2 separate regions of the Homo sapiens genome follow, and region 2 is linked to region 1. A link is an interaction called in ENCODE POLR2A ChIA-PET data of the cell type or tissue named here. Cell type or tissue: Caco-2. All regions are shown on one strand. Links, peaks and the distances in the headings refer to the core of each region. The heading gives the core; the rest is flanking DNA.

What was found. Peaks named below come from ENCODE experiments on the same cell type or tissue, not always from the same donor. Only the 100,000 strongest peaks of a DNase experiment are listed, where the experiment ranks them.
Region 2: POLR2A ChIA-PET joins it to region 1 with 10 read pairs; 2 of 35 experiments call an interaction of 5 or more read pairs at or near these places.

The regions. Positions count from the first base shown.
Region 1 is chr1:175,418,920-175,426,271 of GRCh38, forward strand. All of the region lies in intron 2 of TNR (tenascin R), which reads right to left. Among named protein-coding and RNA genes, the nearest start is that of KIAA0040, 230 kb to the left of the region's middle. In Caco-2, for the core only: no CTCF peak of the experiment used is centred there; a DNase peak (open chromatin) is centred at 3,432.
Region 2 is chr1:175,365,699-175,373,050 of GRCh38, forward strand. TNR (tenascin R) reads right to left here. Exons shown (of 23, transcript NM_003285.3): 10 at 1,510-1,599; 11 at 177-440. Among named protein-coding and RNA genes, the nearest start is that of KIAA0040, 180 kb to the left of the region's middle. In Caco-2, for the core only: no CTCF peak of the experiment used is centred there; a DNase peak (open chromatin) is centred at 4,153.

The sequences.
Region 1 (7,352 bases), core at 1,996-4,495:
TTCAAAGCAGGGCATAACATGATTAAGAGGCCCTTTGATGTCTGCAGTTGCAATTGGCCCCAAAGATGAATTTCAACCTGAAAAACATAAAAGATTTTTTTCTTATCGCTTATCTTATTTTGCAGTTATTTAGTCAGTAAGGCTCAGATTAGCCTTCCTCATTACTTTGGAGAATGGTTCTTCAGGGTACATAATTTCTTAAATCCCCTTTCTCTCACTTTCTTGACAAAATGCATTTTGCTCTCCATTAAGTTATACTGCATCATCTTTGTTCATTATTGTTAAAAGGGGTGCCAATGGAATTCAAATGTTCTTTTATTAACTGCTAAATTTAGGATATATATTGTAAAATATTGGACTTTTAAATGTGTTCAATCTGAATAAAGACAAGAATTGACCATTTAGCTACATGCAGCTGCCTTTCTGACAGCGTAAGAATACAGATGGCACTGACTGGGCTCTGAGGGATGTTGATAAACAGAGCACGTTTTGAGGGTTCCCAAAGTTCGTGTGGGATCCATATAGGTTATTAAAAAAACCCACTAAGGGGATGCAGAACATTTCAGGGGGCTTGGGGTTTATATCTGAAATAACTTGTGCATGGTGTCCAATTCCTCTGTGGCACGATCTCGGCTCACTGCAACCTCCGCCTCCCGGGTTCAAGCAATTCTCGTGCCTCAGCCTCCCAAGTAGTTAGGACTGCAAGTGCCCACCACCACGCCCGGCTAATTTTTATATTTTTAGTAGAGAAGGGGTTTCACCATGTTGGCCAAGCTGGTCTCAAACTCCTGACCTCAGGTGATCCACCGACCTCAGCCTCCCAAAGTGCTGAAATTACAAGTGTGAGCCACCGCACCTGGCCCCAGTCCCCTTTTACTGGAGTTCTTCTTCCTTCAGCACAACTTCCCTTTCTCCCTCAGCCTTTGCAGTGCACTGCTGTGTGGGACTCCTTCTCTTGGCACACACACTCCTTGGAACTCTTAATTTGCCGCTCCAGAGCTTCACTCTTTCCCAGCAGGCTACCTTGCCCTGGAGCTTCCCATTCTGCCGAAGGGGAGCTCCACCCAGAGAGGCGTGGTGTGGAGGAGAGTCAGGCCCTCGCTGCCTCCCTGGGAGGCTGCCTCGGGCTGGCTGTGCCCCTTGGCTGAAGGGCACTGCTTCTCTCAAGGTGACCTTCTCTACACCACTGAGCAGACTCTATTTCCAGGTTTTGGTAGCCTCTCACCCACATCTCTCACCTCTTTGGGGCTCAACTTCAACGAGACCTGACCACCTGGACACAGTTCCCTCACTGACCAACCCGTGGCTGTCCTGTGCCTGTCCCTGCAGGTACCCACAGGAATCTGACTTCCTGGAGGGGCTGTTTAATCCAGATGTTTCTTCCTGTCCCCAAGTCTATTTAAAACTTACTTTCCTCTGTGACTCATTCCCTCCGTAGTCAAATGCCAAAGTGATACAAGATACAGCATTGGCAATAAATTAATGCCTTCTGAAAACCTATTTGGAAACAGGTAAGCCTTATACCATAAATAACAGTGACATTTTCATTTTAACAACAGCCTTCAACTAACCTAACAGTGGACTTGGTTCAGTGTGGCTTCATGCTGTAGCAGAGAAGAAGATTTATTGCCTGTAAAAGATTTCAACATTTTTTCTCACATTGATCTTCCTACCTTTCCCCTTTTGAAAAGCACTAAAATGAGTCAGAATAACAGAACACCTGGTATTTGTAGAGCTCATCTGAGTTTTCAAGGTGCTTTCATAATCACGACTGATTCCTCTACCAATTCTGTAAAGCATGTAAGGTGGGCGTATTGCTCCACTTTACAGATGAGTAAACTAAGGCTCAATCCTATGGATAACAAGCCATGAAGTTGGTAGTAAAGAAGTGCTCTGAGGGTAATGTATGCTATCTCTGAGAAATTCACAGTGTAAAAAGGAATCCAGCTCACATTTTCTTTAGTTTGGTTTTCTCATAGGGAGATTGGAAAAATACAGTGACATTTAAAAAAATAATAAAGGTGCAGGTTTATTTAATTATTTATCTTTGTGTTTCAGGAAGAATACGCTCTCTGAATTTTTTTTTAAAGTTTCAGCCTTCTACTTTCTCTGCTTTCTGGACACTTATAGTTGCCTTAGTGAGCAGCTAGCTGAGGTGGGGGTGTGGGAGCTCACCAACATTGACTCCAAGCAGCAGAGCTGGACATGGGTTGAGTCTGCAGCTGAGGGCGAGATGAGAGTGAGTGAAGTCAAAGCCAGTCATTGCGGAGGGAAACTTTGCTGTTTCTCTCTATGGATTTACTCAACAATTCTCCTTCTCCAGGACTGGATCACCAGGCCCCATGAGGCTCTCAGATTTCCCTAGCAACAACTCAACACTTGATTCTTTCCTTGGAGTACTTAATAGGAAAACCTATTGCTTTGATCCTAGTTTGCATTATCAAACAGGATTGCTGCAGGGAAATCATTATAAAAGCATTCCCCTGCTCCCCTGCTGAGCAAGACACTAGTTCTATTCACTAAATAGAAAGCCCAAAGCAGGTGAGCTATTTCCTAAAAGAATGGTTTTGATTATTTTCCATGTTATATTCATCAGGGGCTGTTAGAAGATAATTATAAGATAGTCAGTGACGTGTCTTTCTACCATTCTAGAATATTATACCTTCATTAGTCTAGACCCACAAATGTGTCTAGAATGATCCAAACTTTTTATCTGTAAGATAAGTCTACAGTATTAAGTCAACAAGGAATATTTATTGCCTTTCTCCAAAATAACAAGATCTCTGGGCTCTTCCTACATGACCAAAAACGTGGGACTGGTGGCTAGGTTTGCCCAAACCAGCTGCATTTGATTAGGAAGGGAACATACCCACCAGCTTCAAGCTAAACTGATCAGATATGATTATATGCCCCAGAGCTTGTGCATTCTGCCCTGTCCCAATATGCATGTGGGGTTGTGCCATGAAGGAAAGGAAAGGAAGGGCTTTCTTAGACTGACATGTGCATTGTCCAGGCACATGCCAACCAATCTTCTAAGGGCTTCATATATTACCTCATTTCATCCTCACAGCAGTCATATCACATCATTACTATCCCATTTTACAGATGCAGCAATTGAAGAAATTGAGGTACAGAGTGGTTAAGTGACTTGTCTAAAAGTCACAAAGCCTTTAGGTGAGGGCACCAGGATTCAAAGTTAAGCAGCCTGATTCCATAGTCTTTGAATGTCAAGAGCTGTATGCAGTTGATTGGGAAGTCTTCTTATAAGAATTTGTGACAATCATCTCCCTCTCTGAGCTCCAGCAGAACTTGTTTTTACACTTATCACAATAGTTATCTGCAGAGCTGTTTGTTTTCCCCCTGGAGGGTCCCTAGAGGGCAGAGTCTATAATCTAGTTATCTTTTATCGCAGCATTCAGCATAGAGCCCAAAGTCTAATAGGTCCTCTCTCTCTCTTTCAATACATATACACACACGTGATGTGGTTCCAGCCATCCTTACCTACCCAGGTGTCCTGCATATTTCCACAAATTGGTCTTTCCTGCTTCCCAAGCTTCTGGAATTTTTCTCTCTGCAGTGCTATCTGGGAGAACTGCTGCTGGGAGTGTGTGGGGTGGCCCCGAGAGGGCTGGGACCCACTGTCATGCTAGCCATTGGCCCAGTTTATTGTTTGGGTAACAAATTTCCTGCCTACCCACTTTGCAGCCTCTCTCACTGATAGCTCCAGGATTGTAGGTCTCCCCCCTAACCCCAGTTTCTCTTGATTACAGCTGCCTGTCACATTGTTTCTTATTATTGACCTTGGTACCTGTCAGACCATCCACACTCCCCAATTGTCTTTCCCTGCCACATGTCCATCTTCACTGAGAAACTGGTTTCCTGGATTACACAGGCCCTATTTGTCTCTCATAGGTGCACCTGCTTCTCAGAAATGGAGTGATCTTTGGCCTTCTTTGTCCTTGGACTTGATGAGGTGGTTGGCTGTGAGCTAGGTCATAGGTACTCCTCTCCAGGGGTCTCCATCAGGGAGATTCTAGAGAAGGGTCATTGCCTGGTGAACAGGTCACCTGCTTTGGAGACACAATGCCTATCTGTCTCTCGTGCCACTTCCATTCTCGGGCTTTATGAGCTTGAGCAAGTCGTGTGACTGCTCCAAGTTTCAATTTTCAGATCTGTGAAGTGAGGACTATTTATAGTGAGAATGAAATATATGCAATAGCATTTCATAAGCTACAAAGTGGCACATAATTGATGGGAAGGTATCAGTATTGTTAATACATCAAATATAAAGAAGCACCTGGTGTTCATTTCCTCATGGGCCAGAGGTTCATTATGGGCCATCCAGCTGTGGGGTCTTCTTTCCTCCTCCATCTTCCTCAGCCTCAGCCTTAGCAGGGGTGCAAGTGGGAGGGTGGGTCATCACTGGGTGCTAAATTAATTGTTGAACTGAGCAGAATTGAGGATGCTTGGGTGACTCTGAGTGACAAATCCCATGGTGGCATTTGTGGTGCATCTTCTTGACCCAGGGTATAGATGAGTACAATTGCTTCATGCAGATGATCAGTGACTCCCAGGGAATGGTCAACCCTGCTTTCCAGAGTGGGGCTGACTAGGATGTGAATCGAGATCTCAATCCCCTAGGATCCATGAGGATTCCTAAAATATTTCTTGGTTTTTCCTGTGTTGTGTGGTCCCTGAAACTAGACCCTAAGAAACCAGAGGGGATTCAGGGGTTGGAACAATCCACCTGGATACAGCAGCTGGACCTGAAGCTTCAGAGGCAAGCATCACAGTCCAAGGTCAAGGCAGGCTGGCCTGAGCAGGGCTGGAGCATGGGGCTGCGGAACTAGGGTGGATAAAGCCACATAATAGGGTGCAGCTAGGGTCAACTGAAACTCACAGAGCTGGATTAGCACTACTAGGGTCAGAGCCAGAAGGAGAGGAGGCACTCAACAGAACCAGGTATGAATCCCACGAGTTCCAGGGGTCTGGATGTGAGTGTGCCAGCCAAAAGCTATGGGCCTTGGGGGTTAGAATCCCTGCACCAAGGCCCTAAAGATAAATCAGTAAGTCTATATTGAAAAAAAAGTTTTTTTCTGATTAGAAAATCTATACATATTTATTATAGAATAACTAGAACATACAGAAAGATTGTATTTTTAATTACTGATTTTGGTGGGGTTTTTTCCACTTTTTAATCTGTGTTAATTTCCATAATTGAGATTGCACCCTATTTCGAATGAATACTTTAAACCAACAAGTCCTTGGTCTTGCTATCTCCGGGGAAGCACTGCCCAATGACTGTGCCCCAACTCGGGCAGGCCCAGAAGACAGGTCTAAGGTTGACTTCAGTCTGCATTGGAAGCCGGGCTGCATTGTCAAGCAAGTCAGACATGCCTGGCCTGGCCAGGCAGTGGTGGGAGCTGGGCAGTTCCCAACAAGGGAAAAGCTTCTGTATTTTCCCCTCTGCCCTGGCACCAAGCACACATCTCTGTCAGTGGAGGAGCCTTGGTAAGTGTTGACGAGGTGACCAGCTTCCTCTCCATTAACAGGTGTGCAGAATTGTGTCTAAACCCCACAGCTCTTGTAGGGGGCATTTTGTTTGGTCCTGATTAGAATAATGAACTGGGCTGATTAGAGAAAGTCCTGTGGGAGGGAAAGGTCTGCTCTCCCTGACTCTGGGGTTTCTGACCAATCTGAACAGCAGGGCCCTTGGGCCAGTGGACCTGAAGGTTGGGGGAAGAGAAATGTCAGCAAGGATGGGAGTTACAGGACTGGAGGCCCAGCAGACAGGCTACATAGGGATGCAAACCCCCTGCTTCCCATTCTCTACCCAGCACCAGCCAGTTGCCGCCAGAGTATCAGAAGCTTCAAAGTGGGCTGGAACGGACAGTGGCCAAGTGTGAGTGGAGCACAGTAACCACTGGCTTCTGTCTGGAGCACGTGCTCAGAAAGAGCTTCAGATACTTGGAAACTAAGCAAAAAATATCAAGCTGAAGACCCTGGAGGGTGACTCAAGCCAGAGGGCTCTAGTAGTGTTGTATCTGTCAGCAGACCTGGGGGGCCTGGGGAGGATGGGTTCTTGCCCTCTAGAGAGATTCTTGGAGTAATTCTCACCCGAAACACTATAAGCAGACCTCAAGGCTCAGATTTGTGGATGCTATTTTGGGCTTATGAAACCACTGTCGAAGACCTTATATTAAGAATACTTGAAGTAGAAGACAAGACTGTGCCATAGGTGTGGAGCTTGGGAATCATACAGCTCTGGATTAGCACTACTAGGGTCAGAGCCAGAAGGAGAGGAGGCACTCAACAGAATCTAGTCTGGAATCTAGTCTGAGTGTACTAGCTGTGGCAGTGTGCAAGCAATGTATTTTCTCTGAGCTTCTGTTTTCTCATCTGTAACATGGAGATACTTAATAATGGCATTGATCTCACAGGGTGGTTTTAAGCACTTAATATATAATAGATATTAAGTATTTAACATAAGGCCTAGCACAAAATAAGTGCCCTAAAAAAAGTATTAGTCTGACTGATAGTGTTTTCTGAGGTGCCATGTGGAACTCAAGGTGAATGAGCTCTTACCATCAGAAGTGTATGATATGACTCTCCTGGGTAATTCATAAGCATGGGATGGAATTGGTTTTTATAAAAATCTATGATGTCAGTTCCTGGAGCAGTGTCCTCCGAAGCTGAGAAAATGGCCTTAATTGACCACCACTGAGCAGGGTAAAATGGCAGCTGGGAGCAATGGGATCTGTTTGCACCCTTTCGCTCCACACATTTTCCCCTGGCACTGCTGCACTTGAATTTGCAAAGAGTAGCATTTTTTTTTCAACATTTCTATAGGCTGGGCCTGGGAACATAGGGTCCATCAGGCCCTTCTTCTCTAAGCAGTGAGTAAGGTGAAAAACAATGCTGAGAGTTTCAGGGCATTATTGGGGTTAAACAGCTGTCACAATGCAGGAAGCCATAGCTTCCATGGTGCCTATGGCCTTGCATCATTGGGATAAGGCCAGGATTACAGACCTGGGTGGGCCTCAGTCTCTACCACCTGTAAGGCCAGGGTTCTTTAAACCATGACTTGCCTCCATGCTGTTGTTGGGTCCTAAATCAACCTGGAACTGGACCTTTGGCTGCTAGAGGAAGCTGTAACAGGAGCCTGCTGAGGTCAGGGAGACTCAGCCTCCAAGAGAGCGCAGCGTCTGTATTCTTCTAATTTAGTTACCTCAAGGGATGAAGTGTTTGGAGTGGTAGATTCCCTGAGTAGTCTGGAGAGGACACTTTTATGGCCATACAAAGATGTGCTGAAGGAAGAAGCACATCTCTATGGATAATATTAGCAACATGAG
Region 2 (7,352 bases), core at 2,693-5,192, 53 kb before region 1:
TTACTTCCAACCCTTCCCTCTTGATGCACTTATTAGTTTTTACTCTATCCTTTTCTACCCACCTCTCTTTTCTCCAAAGGAAATGGAACATTGGAAGAGTGACTTGCCTGAATGAATTTCTCACACTGAGATCCACTGATCCCTGAACCTGGCTGGGATTTCTGCTGCTCTGGTACCTGTGAAAGCATCCACAGTGGACTCCAAGCTCTGCTGCCGACCCCTCTCAGCAGTGACGGAAATGATGTACTCTGCCCCAGGCTCTAGATCTGTTAGTGTGTATGAGGTCCTGTCCTTGGGTACGGTGACTTCTGAGGCAATCCCAGAGGATGGGGTAAAGGTAATTCGGTAGTGGTCAATGGGGCCACTGGCCTTGGTCCAGATGAGGGAGATGGAGGTCTCCGAGGAGGCTGTCACCATGAGGTCTCGGGGACTGTCAAGTTCTGTGGATTGACATAAATGGCCTATTTTACATGTGTTCCCCTGGAGGGCAGTATTTATTGGCCTGCTTTGTGTGTTTCCAAGCTATCAGCAGGCCTGCTGACTATGAGCACTAGCTTGTCATTGCTGACACTTATCTAATATTTTGCTAAGTACCTTCCCTCTGAATGATGGCCAGGGGCTTGGCAAATAGATGAACAATCTGAAGAAAGCCGTGATGAGCTCTGATACCACTGGATTGCATCCACCTCTGGGACAAAGCTGGCTGCTGATTTTCAAGCTCGCCATATTCATTTTCTCCCATCCTTTCTCAATGAGCCAATAAGGATAAAATGGTAGCTACCACCAAGTAGGGATATGCCATTCCTGGCAACAGAAGCGCACCACCCTCCAACCCTGAGGCTATTTTGACTTGTTCTAACCATAGCCAGGCAGGCAGCTAGATCTGAGGACCTGGAGACTTTTGTCCATGTGGTTCTCTAGAGAGGCTGAACCTTGGGACAAGGACTGGTCTAAAATCCCTAGCCCAGCCCAGGCTGCTAGTACCATAGGTGCTGAAATGACTTTGAAATTTACCCAGGATTTGGAAGCAAAACTGCTGAATCCAGAGCAGCAAGGGTCTCAGCTGGACTTTTCTTCTGCCCTCAGATTTAATGGGTTGTTGCAAGTCTAGACCTTCACCCAAGTGGCGTTTGTGAGGACCTCTGTGGTGTATGCAGGGCGAGGATGCCCCATTCTGCCTGCTGTCGGGGTGGTCTAGATAAAAATATGGCCTGCAATGGCATCAACCTATTTAGGATTTTCCACCTCTGCTCTGTACAGCCCTGAGCAGCTCTTCAGACCACGGGGGACCGAGCACAGGTCTGTGGGGAAGAGGGTGACTCTGTCCTGCCTGTCAGAGATCAAGGATTAGGCATAGGGTGGATGTTGTTTCTAGGCTGACAGTTGTCACCAGAGCCCTGTTCACTGGAAGACATTGCTTTCTGATTAATTTTTGCTGGGACGAGCCTCCATGACTCCTTAGGCTTATAGGCTAACCTGGTCTTCTTCCTCAGCAGTCCTCCTACTCACCAGTCCTGGCATTCATGGTGGCTGGCACGCTTTGCTGTGAGTTCATGACGGCAGATATTCCAACTCCATACTCAGTGCCAGGTACCAGATCTATCAGTGGATGGAGAAACAAACATTATTCTGTGTATGGGGCAGGGCTAGGAAGGCTGAAAGTGGGAAGAAAATGATCTTAGACTCCTATTCATATCTTGTGTTTAGTCCTCCTTGAATCCTCTCCTAATTTGAACTATTAAGAAATCCCAATTTCACTATTTAGGAATCCCAAGTCAATAGGATGAACCAGCCCACGCAGAGCTTCCTTCTTGCAGGCAGGCTCTCTGGGAAGGCAGTGAGGCTGCCTTGTCAGTGACCTTCAGAGGTGTGCTCACATAAGTATACAAGGACTCCTTGTATGCTTAGCGTCTCAGGTTGGCTTGAACCAGCGAGAGGATTTCTTGCTTAAATTGTGAATTTCGGGAGTATGTAATCAAGAGAGACAGTGTGGACATAGACCTGAAAAGCATTCCTTGAATGTTATATACAAGGACCAAGCTACACCTTTTACAGGAGCTGAGGCCATATGGGGACTCCTGGGTCCCTTCTAGGGAGGAACAGTGGATGGACTTTTTTTTCTAAGCACAGGGCTGTCGAGTAGGAGCATGCAGAAGTCCTGTTGCTGTAGGCCCCCCGCCAAGTTCAGTAATTCAGGCCTCAGGGTATCTAAAGCTGTGGATCTAATTTTAGAATAACTTTCAGGGGAGTCCAGGAAGACAGAGGAGACACAAAAACTGTCCCACTAAAGGGTGTAAGCTTCTCTGAGGAAATCCTTTGGGAGGTTTACTACAAAGGATCTCTGAGAACCTCCTAGAATATCTGGAATTCTCTAGGTTCTCTCCTTGACCTCTTTCACATTTATTTTCAGACTAACTGGTTTGACTGGTGTACTAGTTTCCTATTGCTGCTGTAACACATCACCACAATTTAGTGACTTACAACAACAAAAGTGGATTCTCTTACAGTTAGTTCAGGAGGTCTGCAGTCTAAAGTAGTTCAGCAGGGCTGCCTTCCTTCTGGAGGCTCTAGGAGAAAATCCATTTCCCTGCCTTTTCTAGCTTCTAGAGGTTGCCTGCATTCTTTGGTTCATGGTCTCTTAATCTATCTTCAAAGCCAGAAGCTTGAAACGATCAAATCTGTTTTCTCTGTCTGACTTCTGCTCCTATCATTGCATCTACTCTGACTCTGACCTCCCTACATCCACTTATGAAAATCCTTGCGATCATGTTGGTCCCACCTGGATAGTACAGGCTAGTCTCTCCTTCTCAAGATCTTTAACTTAATCACACCTGCAAAGTCCTTTTTGCCCTGTAAGGTGGTTATATTCACAGATGCTGGGGATTCTTTGAGGGCTATTTCATCTATTACAACTGGCATCAAACTCATTTTTATCTATTAGGACTGGGGTTGTAGAAAAACCCAACAAAGGCAGGGCACGGTGGCTCATGCCTGTAATCCCAACACTTTGGGAGGCCAAGGCGGGTGGATCATCTGAGGTCAGGAGTTCGAGACCAGCCTGACCAATATGGTGAAACCCATCTCTACTAAAATTACAACAATTAGCCGGGTGTGGTGGTGTGCACCTGTAGTCCCAGCTATTTGTGAGGCTGAGGCAGGAGAATCGCTTGAACCTGGGAGGCTGAGGTTGCAGTGAGCCAAGATCATGCCACTGCACTCCAGCCTGGGTGACAGAGTGAGACTCTGTATCAAAAAAACAAAAACAAACAAACAAGTAAACAAAAACAAAACAAAAAAACCCAACAAAATCAAGTGATCACCCTGAGGGCCTCCAGTGGTCAGTCTGAGTCCTTCCGGTAGGCTCTTTTTGGGGCTTTGTGTGGGCTCATGGCTGATTGGAATGGTATTCTGTATTTATATAACATCTGTGCTTTTCAAAATGGATTGTGTTTTAGAGTCTCATCACAACCTTGGGAGGAAGGTGGGATAAGCAGTCTTTTCTCCATCTACATTAGCTTCCTGTGGATGCTGTTATAAATTACCACACACAGTGTGGCTTAAAACAGACATGTGTCCTCCCACGGTTCTGAAGTCTGGAAGTCCGAAATCAAGGTGTCGCCAGGACCATGCTTCCTCTGAAGGCTCTAGGAGACCTAGGTTCTGGTGGTTGCCAGCACTCCCTGGCATTCCTTGGCTTGTAGTTGCGTCACCCCAGTCTCTGCCTCTGTAGACACATGTGTGTCTGTGTCTTCCCCTCTTCTTATAAACACACCAGTCACATTGAATTTAGGGGCCACCCTAATCCAGTATGACCTCATCTTAACTCTACTGCATCTCTAAAGACCTTATTTGGAAATAAGGGTTTGGGGTGGACATGCATTTTGAGGGGACTGTTATTCAACAGAGTACATCATCTTTTTATAAAAAGAAACTGTGGCACGGAGTAAGTCTGTGACCAGCTAGAGATGCCCCCCCGGATTCTGGTCTCAGAGTTCAGGGCTTTTAGGAGGAATGGGACATCCTATTACTTCCTTCCACCGCTCAGGGCAGCTGTGATTTCTCTGGAATCCCTGATTTTGATCGGAAATACTTTGAGCAACATTCCTTTAACAAATGGCTTGGCTTGGTCAAGAGGAATGCTGCCTGGCAGCCAGGGGGTTCTTCATCCCCTTCCTCAGTAGGCTTTTGTGGAGTCCATGCAATAAATGTTGCTTAAGCATGGCAGAGCTTACCAGGCCAGTTTCTCTCCCAGGAATGCAGTCCCGAAGCCCTGTCTGGGTAGGCATTCGAATCAGCCCTCTTTTTTCTCTTCTTAAACCAGCTCCCTTTCTTTCCCAACCCTTAATTCTTTCTTTCTCTAAAGTGGCAACACCAGTGGAGGTAAACTTTGAAGTTTGACAGACTTTGACGTCTGACATATCTATATTTGGTCTCTTTCACTTTTTACCTGTGTAATTTTGATTACTTAACATCTATGAACCTCAATTTCTGAAGAATGAGAATAAAAACAGCATCTATATCAGAGGGTCATCATGAGGATTATATGAGTCAAAGTGTTTAAAGTCCAGTGCCTGGATCTTAGCGGTAGTAGCTAGTATTTTATTACTTTGCACAGAGAACTATTCCTGGATTTTGAGTACTTTTTTTTTTTTTTTTTTTTTTTTTTTTTTTGGTGAGTGGTCTCATCAACTACAAAAACCGCCCCAGGCAAGTACAGGCCGGTCCTGGGTGCACCTGTTGACTTCTTGTTATTGGTTTGCTGGGGCTTAGCCTGTTGGCTCTGTTGGAAACCAGTGATTCAGGGAGTCCAGGTGGCAGTGAGGACCTTCTCCCTGGCTGGGCCAAGTACCTATCTCTAGATTGAGTGGGTGATTGCAATACCCCCTGATCCATTTGAAGCACACATTTATCTCCATCAATATGTTCAGTGAGTTCCAGGTACATCCTTGGTTGCAGAAATGAGATTACCTTTGGGACATAAACTACTTTTATCAGGCAACTGATTAAGACCTTCAATTGCCTATAATGAAGTAGAAATTCTCCAACATAGATGAAGGGTGACAGATGGAGGGAGTAAGACAGAAATTATACGTTGCCAAACAGATCTAACATGTAACATTTTCATCCCAGTTTCTTATTTATGAAGCTTAAATGAAATGTTCAATAATTTACAATGGAATCATCTTCTCCCAGAAAACTGCAGAGCAGAATTTAATGTGTTCTCTTCCCAGGTTTTCTGTCTAGAGGATGGAAAAGTGGGACTTGCTTATAGGTTTGTGCCTGCTGCTTTCCTTTGATTTTCAGCAGCTTTCTTCCATGCTACAAGTGAATTGTTGCTCTTTGCCAGCAGGTTAGACACAGTTCTGCTGGAAAAAAAAAAAAACCACATGTATCCGAGGCATAGCCAGTGCACTTAGATATCAGCACTCTGAGTACTCCTAGGGATTTCTCACTTTTTAAAGACCCCATTGCTCTCTATCAATGCCCCCTTTATCTCTCCATCCAACTCCTGCAAGTGGTAACATATAAATGGCCCTGTTCCCTTTCTTAACAATAGCACAGAAAATTCATCCCATAGGAAATCACTACTCTCTGTTCCTTATAGAACTTTCTTTGTTCAACTTGGAGGTTGATGCTTTTCTCAACTCTTTCACCTCACACCCATTCTTCTTGGAACCCCTAAAGCACAGTCATACATTCAACAAATATTAAGGGCCTCCTTTGTGTCAGACACAAGGTGGTGTGAGCTGAACAAGACATTAGCCTTGCCTTTTGGGGGTGAAAAGGAATCTGTGCTAAAAAAGTAAAATAATTATTTAGTGAGCACCCATAATATGCCTAGCACTAAGCTACATGGAAAAGAATAATGACGAAGGGGAGGGAAGAAAAAGAGAAGTAAAAAATGAAGACTTTTTGAGTGTCTGATGGTAAAGAGTTATGCAAGTATTACTGAGCTTCTTAAAGATTCACACGTTATTTAATTTCCCTGAAGCACTACTGATAGGGTATTGCAGATGAGCAAACAGGGGCTCCAAGAAGTCTATTCCTTGGCCAAGGTCACAAAACTGATACATGATACAACTAGGTTTGGAACCCAAGTCTCTTGTTATTTTCTGACTCATGATAGCATGGTTCCCATCCCTGAGTCTTACAGGCCAGGAGGAAGGAGTGGAGTAAGCAACTTGGAATTCGAGAGTGATTTGGTACCTGTTATAGTTTGGATGCTTGTCCCCTCCAAATCTCATATTGAATTGCCATCCCCAATGTTGGTGGTGGGGCCCAGTGGGAGGTGTTTGGGTCATGGGGGTGGATCCCTCATGAATGGCTTGGAGCTGTCCTCCAGATAGTGAGTGAGTTCTCGTGAGATCTGGTTGTTTAAAAGTGTGTGGCACCTCCCCCCAACCCTTGCTCCCTCTCTCATTGTGTGATGCGCGGGCTACTCCTCCGGCTTCCCGCATGATTGTAAGCTTTCCGAGGCCCTCACCAGAAGCAGATTCTGGCACCATGTTTCCTGTACACTCTGCAGAACTGTAAGCCAGTCAAACCTCCTTTCTTTATAAATTACCCACCCTCAGGTATTCCTTTATAGTAATGCAAATGGACTAATGCAGGACCAAAGCAGAGGCTGCTAACTAAGAGGACAAGATCAGCATGGGACTAAGAGGACACGATCAGCAGGGAGAAGATCAGCATGGGCTGTAATAGTCAGATAAGTCTTTCCAGAGAAGGCATTTGAGTTGGAACTTAAAGCTGGCTAAGATAAGGAAAGATAGAGGGAAGGAAATATGGAATTCTCTAGTGGCCAGAATGGGGCATAATGAGCATTCATAGATTAATTAGGGCTAGAAAGGAACAGGAGTTAGCACATTCTCACCTGCAGTGCAAGGACTGTGGTGATAAAGGCAGAATGACTCACTTAGCCCTGTTTTGGGAACCTATTCTTCATGCCTGCTGTCGCTAGCAGGGAAAGTGGTAGGGAGAAGGAGGCCCAAGGAACTGAGATTGCTGTCTCTTGCTAGCAAAAACATGAGTAAGATACTTGGGGTCTGCAGACTTGGTTGGGATCAAGTGGACATGAGGAAATATGGACCTTTCCATCTTTAAATCCCTGAGATCATCTCCCAAGTGTCTGTGAAGCTCAAGTCTATGAAACTGAGGTTAGGGGTGTGATTGGCCCTAGTGCACTGGGTGCCTACCTTCACAGAGAGGGACAAACTGAGGACCCTGTCCCCAAGGAACTTGCAGTCAATCTGCGATTTTTATAGTGATTATGTTATTATTGTTAGTTTTCATGTTGGTTTCCTCACTAGACTCTTAGGTCTTTGGGTCAAAGATTTTATTTTTTTCAGTAT